Regions from separate parts of the Mus musculus genome. Here region 2 is linked to region 1. Evidence: chromatin contacts called from ENCODE Hi-C or POLR2A ChIA-PET data. All regions are on one chromosome and are shown on one strand. Each heading gives the region's core, a stretch centred on a gene start or an enhancer-like site at or near the end of the contact. The rest is flanking DNA. Distances are from core to core; before and after follow the strand shown. Region 1 holds the start of Casp4 (caspase 4, apoptosis-related cysteine peptidase). Region 2 holds the start of Casp12 (caspase 12).

The links. A loop is a pair of places that touch in the nucleus more often than their neighbours do. ChIA-PET counts read pairs that join two places held with the same protein, here RNA polymerase II (POLR2A).
Region 2: a map of heart shows a loop between it and region 1 (4-fold over the local background). The contact joins the promoter of Casp12 here to the promoter of Casp4 in region 1. A Hi-C loop is called at or near these places in 1 of 37 maps with a recorded cell type or tissue (heart). POLR2A ChIA-PET finds 5 or more read pairs at or near these places in 1 of 5 experiments (Patski).

Annotation. Positions count from the first base shown.
Region 1 is chr9:5,307,156-5,310,935 of GRCm38, reverse strand. Casp4 (caspase 4, apoptosis-related cysteine peptidase) reads right to left here and starts at 2,087. Exons shown (of 9, transcript NM_007609.3): 1 at 2,022-2,087. The coding sequence starts at 2,028. Casp1 (caspase 1) reads right to left here. Exons shown (of 10, transcript NM_009807.2): 10 at 3,655-3,753.
Region 2 is chr9:5,343,568-5,347,347 of GRCm38, reverse strand. It overlaps Casp12 (caspase 12), which reads right to left and starts at 1,872. Exons shown (of 11, transcript NM_009808.4): 1 at 1,823-1,872; 2 at 615-866. The coding sequence starts at 1,829.

The DNA.
Region 1 (3,780 bases), core at 838-3,337:
AGTCAGAAACTGGAAACAACCTTGATGTCCCTGAACTAAAGAATGGATACAGAAAATATTGTGTATATACACAATGAAGCATTTCTCAGCAGTTAAAAAATGGTAACATCATGAAATTTGCATAAAAATGGATGGAACTGGAAATTATCATCCTGAATGAGGCTACTCAGACCCAGAAAGACAAACATGGTATGTATTCACTTATAAGTGGATATTGCATGTCTAGTAAAAGATAATTAAGCTACAACCCACAAACCCAGAGAGAATAAGTAACAAGGAGGACCCTAGAGAGGATGCATTGATCTCCTTGGGAAGGGGATATAGATTTTGCAAGTGGACTAGGGGAGGGTGGCAATGGGTATATGGCAATGGGCAATGGGATTAGGTATAGGGCTAGAATAACGGAGGGTGGGGGTACAGGAAGAAATTATTGGATTTAAAGGGTATTTAGGCAGGGGTGATGTGGAAATCTAGTGTAGTGGAAATTTCCTGGAATCTATGAGTTAAGACTACCCTAGTGAGGACTCCTAGTGATGAAGTATATAGAACATAAACAAGGTAGGTTTGGCATACTAAACAAGAAATATTGCACATTGAAGATATCAAATTGAGGTGTGATTATCTTTCCCCTGAGTCAGCAATTTTTATTAAACATCTCATTTTAAATTCTAATTTTTTAGTTTTGGGAATATCATTTTGAACATCAATCTCTGTACACTAAAGTATATAGGGCAGAGGTAAAAATAGTTATTCAAACAAACAAAGTACAAGACACTATAATCATTTAAATGACTGATGTATGTTCAAGAAAACATCATGTTTTAAAACTTTCATCCATTAAAAGACAGTGTCCCAGAGAAGATAGTGTGTAGAGCTAGTATCTGTTCTGGCAAGGTTGAAAGTTTCTTGAAAGTATCTGGTATAGACAGCAAGGTGGAGGGGCTGGGTGTTAGAAACAGGTTACTTTGGTCAAATGTGGGCAACAGCAGCAGAAAAGGCAATGATCAGACGCTTGTCGTTTTTAAAAGACTTTTGCAGAGAGATAAGGTAAAGTCGGTGTCTTGCATGTGAGAACAAGTTTACTCTGCCCAAAGGACATTGGACCTAAGCTGACAAATACAACTTTTTTGTTCATCCTCACGTACACATTTTAAGAATAAAGCTAAAAATATTATAAGATGCATTTGAACACTTGCTACCAAAATACCAAGTGATTTCTCAGTCCTGTGCCTTTTCAGCTTCTGAGTGTAAGAAGGGTATATGATTTGAAAGGAATGTTAAGGATAGAACAGAAGGCTAAGACCTGGAAAGGAAGACATGAGTCAAAACATTGTGACAGGAGTCCATGAATGAGTTACAACAGTGGTGATTTTAGCAGACGCAGAGATCTAGCAAGAAAAATGGAATCATTTAAAATGGAAGAAGAGAGTAACTCTATGCTTGGGAAATAGGTGGTGACTTCAAATATGTGCCAATCAGCATCTCAGAAAAATGTAACAGTCCTAGAGCTCATTACAGACTTCTAGAGTCCTAGAGCTCATTACAGACTTCTAGAGTCCTAGAGCTCATTACAGACTTCTAGAGTTCTAGAGCTCATTACAGACTTCTAGAGTCCTAGAGCTCATTACAGACTTCTAGAGTCCTAGAGCTCATTACAGACTTCTAGAGTCCTAGAGCTCATACAGACTTCTAGAGTTCTAGAGCTCATTACAGACTTCTAGAGTCCTAGAGCTCATACAGACTTCTAGAGTTGTTTTAATGTGTTATTCTGGCTTTACCCTCCTCTTTGATTTCCAAAAAGGAAACTGAGAGATGAAGTTCTTTGTGGCTCAAAGCTACATATATCTCAGCATGTCCACACTCCCAATAAACAGTCCTTTCCGGCAGTACAGTAATCAGGCTTTTATGCCACTGCTCTGCTCTGTCACCACTATTTTTTTTTTTTAATTCTCTGCTTTCGCAAAGTCTAAATTCTAGGACTCAAGTCAAAGCCCCTATTCAGGAAGAGCCCCCAGACTCACCAGCCATGAGAAAAAGCCTCAGTTCTTTCGCACCGTGAAGACAGCTTGACAGAGTAAAATGAAAGTTACTGGGCATTTCCTTAGCATAGGGAGGCGGGGACTTCCAGGAGATGTTGAAAGAGCTGCTCAGAAAGTATCAACTGCTGTGGGGAAATCCCCTGTAACTCATAAAACTGGCCTCCCTTTTCCTGAATTTTATCACTTCGTCATGGGAACAAACAAACACAACTAAAGCGGCTGCAAAAATAGAAAAAAAAAAAATTGAAGTTGTTTACCTTTGCATTTTCTCTATTCTTCAGGGCTCCAGTAAGACACAGTGCTGCTTATATTCTAGTCTGGCTTCTCAGTAACTCAACCTCTGCTTTCTAAAACATCAGTTCTAAGTCAATGAAATTTAACATATTCATTTCTACTGGAAAATTAAGCAATTGTTTCCTAATTCAAGGTACTACAGCCTTTCTATACATATTTCTACAGACTTCGTTTTTATTAGACATAGTTCAGAGCAATCCTTTTGTCCACCCTGGGTGCATTTCATTAATTGTGCAAGACAAATTTTTACTGAGAGTGATGATTACTACTACCTGTTCGTAGCCTCTTGAACAAATAGGGGCACTTGCACGGTGCAATATAATGAATGCATGATCACATGATCTGAGGAGAGAGGTATGTCAGGGGAATGGTTAGAGAAAGGGGAAAAGACAAATGCTGTGGTGTGTTCAACTTTGAGTCTTTGGGGAACGTTGGATTAAATAGGAAGGATTAGAAAGGCTCTTGTGAAAGTGTCCTTCTTCAGCTCCTCCTACAGTTAACAAATACTGCTGAGAGAATGGATAAAGTAATGCCACTATCGCCCATCTCCTCAGTGTCATACTTATCTGGTAATTGTTCCCTGGTTGTTGGTGGCACTGACTGTTTTATAGTCTCAATCAGAATGTGAAATTTTAAGGTTCATGGGCTAAGTCAATATTCTTTGATCCATGAATTTTTTAATCCATGAAGGATAATAGCACATAAAAATTGCTTTGTTCTGGTCCAGGCTTCCAGAGTAATAAGTAAACACTCCATTTTGAGATTCCATTTATTATTTTGGCTATAATGGTCCCAGTTATATTTTATATGTTTCTTCTTCTGAGCACTAAATTCTTGGAATTCAGAAACCTGTGGTGTCTATATGACTGTAGGAAAAGACAAGCAAATGATATTATAAAAGAAATAATGGCACTCAGCCAGTTCTGCATTTAAGAACCAAGTCTAAGAACTCTGCTGATGCTCTGGCTACTGAGGGATTCTGGGAGAGAGACAGTCTTTGGTGTATACCAGGCTCCAGTGGACACTCCATGGTTACACTGTGAATTCTGGTTAAACTCAGTGGGTCTCAAAAACAAACAAACAAAAAAAGATATAGGTGTTTGAATAGGAATTGTACAGAGGAGAATAATTGTAGGAATAGAAGAGTACTACAGAGTGTGTGAGGTTATAGTAATCAGAATGCATTTTACACATGTGTAAAATTTTTACAAATAAATACAATAATAAAGACATGAGTTACTCTTCTTGTGTTCTGTCTGAAAGTCAAGTCAAATAAAGGAAAATAAGGTCGCAACAGAAACAACAAACAGGATAGCCTTTCTGTTTTGTTTTATTTTAATATTTATTGCATCATCTAAGGAAGTATTGGCTTCTTATTGGCACGATTCTCAGCATAGGTACATAAGAATGAACTGGATTCCTATGAGAAAGAGAAATTACAAAAACA
Region 2 (3,780 bases), core at 623-3,122, 37 kb before region 1:
GGAGGCTTGATGCCCCAGCATAGGGGGATGCTAGGGTAGTGAGATATGTGTGGGTGAAAAGGTGGGGAAGCACCCTTATAGAGGCAGGGGGATGAGGATAGGATGGGAGGCTTGCAGAGGGGAGACTAGGAAGGGGACAACATTTGAAATGTAAACAAATAAATAACCATTAAACAATGAAATAAAAAATAAAATAAAGAAAAACAAAACAAAAAATCCTGCTTTTTCTTAATCAAGATGACTTGATATTTGATGAGTACCTGCCATCTGTCATGTGTGATTTCTTACATGATCAATATGTTTCATGAATAAAGTAGCCAATGAGGCTTGCCTTCTTATGCCTGTGGTTTAGGACAGAGAAACACAATAATGTATTGAATATGTAAATTTCATGGGGTAATCAGTGGTGCAATTGTTAAGGGAAAAATAAAATATTCAGGAGTAGAAAAGTAGTTTGGGTGAATCTGGGTGTTTTTCATCTGCTAAACAAATAGACAAGTAACAGTCTAAGGGATATGGGGAGGTCAGATTTCCTTAAGAACAGAAGTAAACACAGAAGTTTTGTAGGAAGTAGAAAAAAAGGAGCTGATGGCATTTTGGCCAGAACTACTCACGTAAACTCAGCTGTTCCTGGGAATTGGCAATGTGGCCAGCAAATATTTTTCCTGCCATGTCTGTTTTCTCTAAGAAGTTCTCAACCAGATTCTCAGCCTTGTTCAGGATGAAACTCGCACTTTCCCCTATTTTGAGTAACTCATCTCCATTTAAAACATTCTTCTCCACCAGGTCATCAAAAACCCCATCCAGCATGTCCTTGGCCAAACCTTTGATCTTGTAGATTGGATCTCTTTCATGTGTCCTCCTGGCTGTAAAAATAATATCATTTAGACATGGAAAGGTATTTAAATATGTTTCTGCACTACCAGCTTTCAAATTCAAATACAGACAAGAATCGCCCACATAGATAAATAAACAGGACTGCCTGTAAGGCTTTCTTGGGAATTATACTCACTGCCTAAGGATGGGACCCATGGCCTTTCCTTTTTATAAATGGCTGTCCTTCATTTTTGAGATTATAATATAATTAATCAGGTGACAGTTGAGTGACAATTTGTCTATGAACCCACAGAAGCATTTATATTGCCCAACACATATCAAGTTTGTACAGGAGGAAACATAAGTGGGGAGAAGAGAAACAACTTCATCAGGCGATTCAGCCATAGATACCTGATGTCTGACATTTCTGCAGATCACTCATGACCCTTCCACTTTTGCTCATTTTTGTAAATATCTTAAAAGGATATTTTATTCCATACACAGCATAGTATAACGTGAACACATTACAGCTATATTGTCCCACATTTTGTTTATACTGCCAGTGGTCCTAGAGAGCTCTGTGTAGAAATAGAGAAATCAAACTAGCTGCCTGGCTTGCTGCTGAAAAGTAGTTCAGATACAGAGCAGAAAGATAGAGAAAATGCAAGGTTTTGTTCAGTAGTAAAGTTTCTCATCCTCAGAACAAAACACCCAGAGAGCTGGAGAAAACCTCTAGTCAGTGAGTCAAAGGCAATACTTAAAACACAGGAAAATACTAAAAGGAGGGGTCTAGAGAGATTCATTTTCCTTTCTTTCCCACAGCTGTAAATGCTGAGGATAAATGCCTTTGAGAGTATCTGCACGCACTCTGCTTCAACATGTGCTACCATAGCCTCCCTCCCCTCAACTTACAAACAGCTCTGCTTTGATGAAGCATTGTTATCTCTTCTCTCAGAAATCCATATGTAACTCCCTCAACACAAGCATAAACAAAGAAAGGACTCACCCGCCATGGCTGTGCAGGACTCCTGGACATAAAAAGCATCAAAACCGAAAGCAATCTGAGAAACAGTGTGCCTTTCCTTCCCAGAAACATACCAATGGTGCTGTGTCACTGAAAACACCCGCTTGCCAAATTCTCCTGCTCTTTTCCCAGAAAGTCAACCAGGGCTCTGCTATTATAAGCAGAGTTTCTCTTGACTTTACAAAGTTTATTGGCTGAAAATGTATATTCATGCACAATTCATTCTCAATCTAGTCTATCATTAGCACAATTTCAAAATGCACTCTGAGTTGTTTTTCTTAGCATCTCTATGGTCCTTTACATACAAGACACCATGAGACCATGAGACCGTGACACTTGATCAACCCAGAATGTGTCAATTCGCAGAGCTTCAGCTAAAGGAGATGCTGACTAAGATGCCAAACCTTGATGCTGGTACCACCAATTCAAAACCCAGGTACGTCATCTTGTTTCTATTTCTGAGTCAGCAGGTTTATTTGTTAATTTTAGATATTATTAATCTGGAGACACCAGTGTACACTGTGGTATGTTAAATGCACAGGACAGTCATTTTCTCTAACTTTTGGAAATTTATGGATAAATAATGGCTGTAAAAGTTAAATAAGGGAAATGTTTATAAAGTGGGAAAGAATGTTTATAAAATGGGAAAGAATGCTGTTTTATAGCTGGGCAGTGGTGGCACACAACTTTAATCCCAGCACTTGGGAGGCAGAGACAGGTGGATCTCTGAGTTTGAGGCCAGCCTGGTCTACAGAGTGAGTTCCATGACAGCCAGGGCTACACAGAGAAACCCTGTCTCGAAAAACCAAAAATAAAAAATAAAAATAAAAAAATGCCGTTTTATACTTTAGTTTCATGGTTCAGGATGCTGCATAGTAGAGGCTTTCTTTCTGAATTGTTCATATTCCTCATACAATACTTAATACAATTCTAATGCTGTTGACTTCGTCCATTTGTCTTCTTGTAGTAGCCTTCTTTGCCTTACTGCCCACAGGAGTTAATTGGAGTGAATAACACCTCACCTTCAAAGAACTTGGTACACTTTCAGGCCTGTCTTCACTAAGCCGGAAAGACTTTTCCAGCTTGGAAATCTGAAAGTCCATGTAGAAAATTTGTTGACAGCAAGAGAAAGAGAGTGTCCTCACTTCTTGGCAGAAGAGGAAGCAGAATGTAGTCACTCAGTTGTAATTCTCCTTTTCTGTTTTTTTACCTCTTCAGGACCTCAGTACAAGCGGAAGCACATGTAGGCCCGCTTTCTGCTTCCCACCCCCCTGTAGTATGTCGTCTCCAGAATCTTCCTCAGAATCATTCTTGCCTTAAGGACAACACAGGACTCCCTTAGTACCATCAAAATGCTACCACAGTGCCACTGTCAGACAATTGTATTAGAAATCAGTCAACTTGCTCCTTGAAAACACTATAGTGAAAATATATAGGCTGATAAGTTGAGAACTATCAAGTGTGGTAGGCTATAACTTTGAAATGTTTGTCATATTAGCACATTAAACAATTCAGTGAATGAACACAGTGTAGAAAAGTTTAGACTGAAAATTGGACCCACAAACTTGTCTCACTCCTGTACTCTATATAGAACTTCACTACATTATTTGTACTTTTTGAATGGTGGTAATAATTTCTTAAATTATTTTGCTTGACAGTTCGACACAGAAAGAAATGTAGCTATTTTCACCCCCTGTTTACTACACTTATCCTCTTCCTCTCTTGCTGGAGCACTGCTCAACAAGTCCCTATTTCTTCTATGAGGGTCCCATTATGATTTGTTAGTTTCTTTCCTGATCATAGGTGGAAAGTTGTTTAATGCAGCCGAGAAGCTGAGCAGTGGTCATACCACTGAAGAAATTACCAACAACTCTTCAAACAACTCTCAGCTGCCAATAGTACTCCAGGGAGGGACTCTCCTCTATGAGTGATGAAATGCT